2 separate regions of the Homo sapiens genome follow, and region 1 is linked to region 2. The links are chromatin contacts, found by Hi-C in ENCODE. All regions are on one chromosome and are shown on one strand. Each heading gives the region's core, a stretch centred on a gene start or an enhancer-like site at or near the end of the contact. The rest is flanking DNA. Distances are from core to core; before and after follow the strand shown.

Evidence for each region. Hi-C counts contacts between places; a loop is a spot of excess contacts on that map. Pooled maps may share reads with other maps.
Region 1: a loop to region 2 is called in a map of psoas muscle, with 6 times the contacts of the local background. The contact joins the promoter of LINC00941 here to the promoter of TMTC1 in region 2. A Hi-C loop is called at or near these places in 6 of 168 maps with a recorded cell type or tissue (IMR-90, MCF 10A, chondrocyte and 3 more), 3 of 37 single-sample maps with no recorded cell type and 15 of 50 pooled maps.

What each region holds. Positions count from the first base shown.
Region 1 is chr12:30,794,423-30,797,604 of GRCh38, forward strand. LINC00941 (long intergenic non-protein coding RNA 941) reads left to right here and starts at 1,259. Exons shown (of 5, transcript NR_040245.1): 1 at 1,259-1,794. RefSeq lists enhancers at 1-46, 47-546, 1,049-1,548, 1,549-2,050.
Region 2 is chr12:29,782,504-29,785,353 of GRCh38, forward strand. It overlaps TMTC1 (transmembrane O-mannosyltransferase targeting cadherins 1), which reads right to left and starts at 1,439. Exons shown (of 18, transcript NM_001193451.2): 1 at 947-1,439. The coding sequence starts at 1,248.

The DNA of each region.
Region 1 (3,182 bases), core at 9-2,508, 1.0 Mb after region 2:
GGCGCCATCTTGGCTGACTGCAACCTCCGCCTCCTGGGTTCAAGCGATTCTCCTGCCTCAGCCTCCCAAGTAGTTGGGATTACAGGTACCCACCACCACGCCCAGCTAATTTTTTGTATTTTTTTTAGCAGAGACAGGGTTTCATCGTGTTGGCCAGGCTGGCCAGGCTGGTCTGGAACTCCTGAAGTTAGGTGATCCACCCACCTCAGCCCCTCAAAGTGCTGGGATTACAGGCGTTATCCACTGCGCCCCACCCCAGATGCCTTTTCTATGAAGTATATCCCAGTTGGAAGTAATTTTTGTTTACCCTGGATTTCTGTACATTCACTGATTGTGCAAAGAGCTTGCCACAGGCGGCCTTGCAAGATAGTTCTCTACCTTCAAGCCTTACTTCCTCCGAAATGAGTTAGGTCCCATGACATTAGAGCCTTCGGGATATTTCTGTACAGTTCTAGTTCCTAGCATAGCGCCTTGTATTCTTTAGGTACCTGACAAATGGCCACCAACCCTCCACCGGAGAGGACTTTTTACCAAGCCTGCAGGAAGGGCCAGCTAGGCAGGCGTCTCCCTGCTTTGCCCAACAGTGAAAGTCACAGCACATTTCTCAATATTATTCACGTTAAAAACATCTTTTTCCTGCTAAATAGACACACTCTCCACCCTCTTTTAGTCAATCTTCCACAAAATTAGATAAGGAGAAATAACCCTTTGTTTCACATCCGCTGACTCAGATACGAGCATTATTCAACTGGGCGGGGGTGGCAGTGGATGGGAGGGGGCTGAGCAAACTACAAGTGGAGGAAGAAGAGGACAGCCTAGGAGAGGGAGGGCAGAAGAAAGGAGAGCACATTGTGCAGGGGCACAGTGTTTTGCTGCTCCTTTTTTTCTTTCTTTTCTTAATATGGTCCTGGCTCACAGCAAGGCCACTACCTGACAAGCAGATGAGTCACTTCCTATGGGCACAGCGGGGGTACAACTTGATAGCTACAAAACCAGACAACCTCTCGCCATGCGCTCACCCTGTTCCCAGACCCGGGTGGTGGTCTGGGGGGTTGGAAGGGGCGGGAAGGGCGCTGTCTTAAGAATCATCCTCACATCTCAGGGCTTCGCCCCTCGAGGGAGGTGACCCTTGGCCACCCTCTGCGCAGTTCTCCCTGAAAGGTCATGCCACGTCTTAGCACTCTGGTCCCTGCGCCCCTGCAGGCCTCGCGGATCCCCCACTTGTCTCGACGCAGGGGACGCCCACTTGTCTGACGCAGGGGACGTGGCTGAAGTCAGTCGGGCCGCCCGCTTGCTGCACGGCAGCCGTGGGACTGGCACAGGCTCCTCGGCAGCATTATGGGCAGCTGGTAGAGCGGCCACTTCTGAGAGCCGGATGGGCCTTCCGAGGTCGGGCCGTGCCCCGCTGGGCAGCGCAGAGGGGGTGTGTAGGGCACGCGACTTGGAGCCAGGTCCAGACCCATCCTGGCTCCTCTCAGGGCTCCTTCCCCTGCCCCCATTCCACCCCAGCCCTGCTGGCTGTCCCGCAGGACCCAGCGCCGCGGTAGCCTTCTCTGAACTGCGGCTCAGGCGGAGGTGTCACTCCTGCCTCCAGCCCAGGAGGGCAGGTCAGGTTATGCAACGCGTGCCGCGCGATCTCCCCCCACCTCCAACCCCCTTTTCTCCCGGGTCCACACCGCAGTTCCCACCGCTCCGGGTGTCCTCCCCAGTGCGCCGCGATTTTTGTGTCCAAGCCCCAGAGTCCCTCTGAGACCAACCCCCAGCCAGCACAGACTTCCTGCCTTCCCAGCTCGGGTGAGTAGCCCTGAAACGCCCGCCCCCGCCGCCCCGCGGCCGCAGCATCCTCTCGATGGCCGCGCCTCCGGGACGACGTGGTCCCCTCGAGTAGTACAGGAGCTGCAAGAGAGGCGCGCCGGGGCCAGCAAGCTCTAGAACAGCAGGAGCGGCCCCAGTTGGGACCCCGGGACGACGAGTGGCCGGCAACGCGGCGCCCGCATGGCCCAAGCAGTGTCCGGGAGGGGTCGGGGCCCCGGACTAGGGGCGCAGCGAGGACCGCCCGGAGGCTTTCCCTTGGGCAGCTAAGTCCGAGTCAGCTCTACTCGGATTTCCAGCTTCCAGCCCCGGCTCTGGTGGGGACCATGCCTAGGAGAGTAATCTGAGCTGGGGACTGGGCTCTCCTCCCGCCCCTCCCGGCCCGTGCGCCCCAGGCATGCGCTCCTCCCGCTGCTCCCTTGGCCCCCAGCGCACAGCTCCAAACCCGCGGGGCGAGCCGTCACCTTACTCTCTAGCCTTAGCCGGCCCCCAAATTTAATTTCTGCCCTGGCCGTCAAGCCATAAAAGTCGATTATAATCGCCGCCCCCCCCCGACCACCCCAACCCCCTGCCTTTGCTCTCGCCCCCGTTTCAGACTTCTCTTCTCTTCTTGAAGTCAAGCCCTCAAGTCGGGACTCTAGGAAGTCCGTTTTCTTCGTCCTAACCCCTTTGTATCCTCTCCCATCCCCACCCCTTTCACTCTGCCCTCTGGCTCTGATTTCTCGGCCTTTCCGTTTTTTCTCTCCAGGTAGAGACAGCTCCGGGCCGGGGGTGGAGGATGGTGCGGTGGGGAGGAGGCAAGGAAATTCCCAGCCTTCCTGCGCGAACCTGGGAGACCAGCAGGCACCTGGTCTCGTCCCGCTGGGTCCCCTCCGCACCCAAGACTGTCTTCCCAAGTGGCTTACTCCACAGAAGGAATGTCGTCAGCTGATTATATCTGATTAGCATCCAGTTCCGACGACTCATCCCTTAAAACGTATGCTGCCTGCATCCTCTTCTCTCTGGACCCTCCAGGACGATACCAAGTCGGGCACGCGTTTCCCCTCTTCTAGGTTCCTGCCAGCCTCATGGCCAGTCCGGGGCTTCGAGCCTCCTCTTCCCTAGTTCATCCTACATGCTCCGGCCACATTTGCCTTTGGTAAACTGCACTTTTTTTTTTTTTTTTTTTTGAGATGGAGTTTTGCTCTCATTGCCCAGGCTAGAGTGCAGAGGTGCAATCTCGGCTCACTGCAACCTCCGCCTTCCGGTTTCAAGCAATTCTCCTGCCTCAGGCTCCCAAGTCGCTGGCATTACAGGCGCCCGCCACTAAGCCCAGCTAATTTTTTTGTATTTTTAGTAGAGACGGGGTTTCACCATGTTGGTCAGGCTGG
Region 2 (2,850 bases), core at 189-2,688:
TTCAACAGTTTTGACCGGCGCGTTAAAATGAACTTCAATGCTGAGCCACATTATAAAGGGTTGAGTCAAGCTCCTGATTGTGTAAGATAGCATTTCCCTTAAATGAGCACTTCTCTTCTTTCCTCAGAAGCTAGGCTTCTTTTCAAATTAAAGAAAATACTCCACCCCTCAAAAACCTGGCATATTCTCGGTTCCCTTTACGCTTATTCACACCAGAAACGCTGAATCATGACTCCGAGGTTGTAAAAGAAAAACTATTTCGGCTGGGGCCCCAGGGTCCCTGGAGAAGCCTAGGCTCTGCGTTACCTCTCTCTGCACCTTCTAAAGTCTAGATCCAGAGAAGTCTGGCAGATTGGAGAGCCTCTGGGAGCAGCCAAGGGTGCAAGGCGGGGGCTGGGGGGCTCGGGAGAGTTTTCTGCTCCCTCTCCTGAACCCACGCAGCCCTGTCAGCTCAAGGCTCCCGCCTCGTCTCATCTGAACGAAACCCTTAAGGGGCTGATACACTTCTCATCTGCAAAGCTGCCCAACAGCCTCCGAGAAATTCTCTACTTGGAAGCATCGCCACCACCGCCACCCCTCCGGAACCCTCTGGGTCCGCGCTAGTCCCACTTGGTCACGATCCGGCAGGCGAAGGGGTGCGGAGGCGGTTTCACCAGCCCGCTCCCAGCCCTGCCTCGAGAGAGAAGCCCGCTGAGAGGGCAGACAGTTGAGAAACTCGATCCCAACTCCCCAGCCGGCGCCTCCCGAACCGCCCCGAGAGCCCAGATTAGCCGGGCAGTGGATCCCGGAGCAAAGTGCCATGCACATCCTGGAGAGGAGGGAGGCGTGGAGGGAAAGGGCGGCAAAAATGAAATGCCCCCAAGTCAGTCCCGCAACTTCTCCCGGTCCGAGGGACGGGCGGAGGGTAGAGGAGGCAGCGGCGGCTAGCGCGAGGTGAGGGACTCACTTGAAGGTGAGGACGCAGAGCGGCCGGTAGGACTTGTGGCTGGTGTTCTCGGCCATGCCCTTGCCCCAGAAGTCGTTGGTGAAGATGCCCCAGCGGAGCGGGGCGCCGGGCCGCACGTCGGGGTTGTTCACGATCGCCCACACGTCGTCGTGCACGAACTCGCCCTGCAGGGAGCGGCCGTAGCACAGGCAGCTTGCCCCGGCCAGCAGCGCCGCGGCCCCGGCCGGCGCTAGCCCGCAGCCCCGCCGCCGGGAGGGTGTGCGGTCCCCGCCGCCGCCTCGGGCAGAGGTGGTCACCACCATCGCGCCGCCGCCGCCGCTGCTGCCCTGGCCTCTCCCGGGCGTCTGGCATCCTCCCCTACCGGGGCCCCGGCGGCGCGCGGCGTCTGCCCGGAGGGGGGCTCGGGCATGGTGCTGCGGCAGCTGGACCCGCCGCGAGCTCCCCGCGCTCCGCCGCCGCCTGCGCCGCGGAGTTGGCCCAGCTGCAAATAAACAGCAGTCCCCCCGCCTCCCCCGGCCATCGCCACCTCCTCCGCCCCACTGCGCATGCCCGCTCGCTCTCTCTTCCACCGCCCCCCAATCCCGGGACGCGGGCCGGTTCCCCCGCACAGCCCGGCGCCCTCTGCCCCCGGCCCGCCTTGCTTGCAGGTGGACCGGGGTTCGCGGCGCGCGGCTGCCCGGGAGCTGCGGGGAAGGACACCCCAGGTTCCCACTTGCGGTGTCCGGCTGTGCTCACCCCCACGCCCCCGCCCCCATCCTTCTCCCCCGAATGGGGCTGGGAAGGGGCACATCTGGCGGACCCCTCCCGGGGGACCCAGGAGGGTTTAGCAGGTGCGCAGTCTGGAACCCCCACACCCACCTTCCAGGGAGAAAAGTGCCGCTGCTTCCCGGGAAGTTCCCGGCTTTTCAGCACCCGGGACAACAGCAGCGGCGCCCGGAGAGACGCTCTCCACCCGCCCCGCGCTCGCGTCCAGTCGCCGGCTCTGTGCTCTCCTGCCCGGGCTTTCTCTCACCCGCCCGGCGCGGCGTCCCGCTTGGCGGAGGAACCCGCGGGGATAGGGAGCACCTTCCTCAAAGCCAGGAGAAGGGGTCTCCCTGGACAAGGACATCCTGCTCGCCCTGCCCGGGTGTGTTCAGAGGCGCCACCGGCTCTTTAACTTTACAGCCCCTTTCTTGGCCCGCACTTACAAAAAGTACCAGGTTCGAGTTTTGGTTTGGGCCTGGGAGCCGAATTGTCTTCTGAAACATTTCTTATTTTATTGTTTGCTCAAGATAATTTGGGAGATGCCAAGCAAACTACTTTTTCTATCTAGCTGGATCACTTGGGTCTCATTATTTCCTGGGCTGTGGGCGTGTTTGAACAGGGCGGGGAAGAAGGTGGGGATGGGGGGATGGGGAGGTGGGGGCGATTTGTATTAGGGCCTCTGGCTTTGGCTCCTAAACTTCCTGTCTTTCTGAAAGATTGTTTTCTTTTTTAAAATACTAATTTTAATAATATGTCCCAGAGTGATGATTACTAGAATTTCTCCAGGTCTGAAAATTCTATTTGTTCTTTCAGGCACCTTCTAAATTTCCATTGCTGAGTGTTAGAAGTTATCAGGAATTTGACACATCCAGATAGAAAAACTGAAAATAAAAAGTCACCCTTTTATTCTCATCCTCCCCAAACCCTTAAAAAGCTCACCGACATAATCCAGAAATTGTTCCTCTGCTATGAGTATTTGTGTGGCTCTTTACTATAACAACTTACTTTTTAAAAAATTTTAAGACATCTGAGCAGTTGAAAAGTCAATGAATTAAGATAAACTTATTGTAACTCAAAGTACGTTTCACCCATTTTCACTTTGTTTATTTGGTGACTTGAAATTAGTGACTGAGAAATGAAACTGGAAGTCCTGGACATGG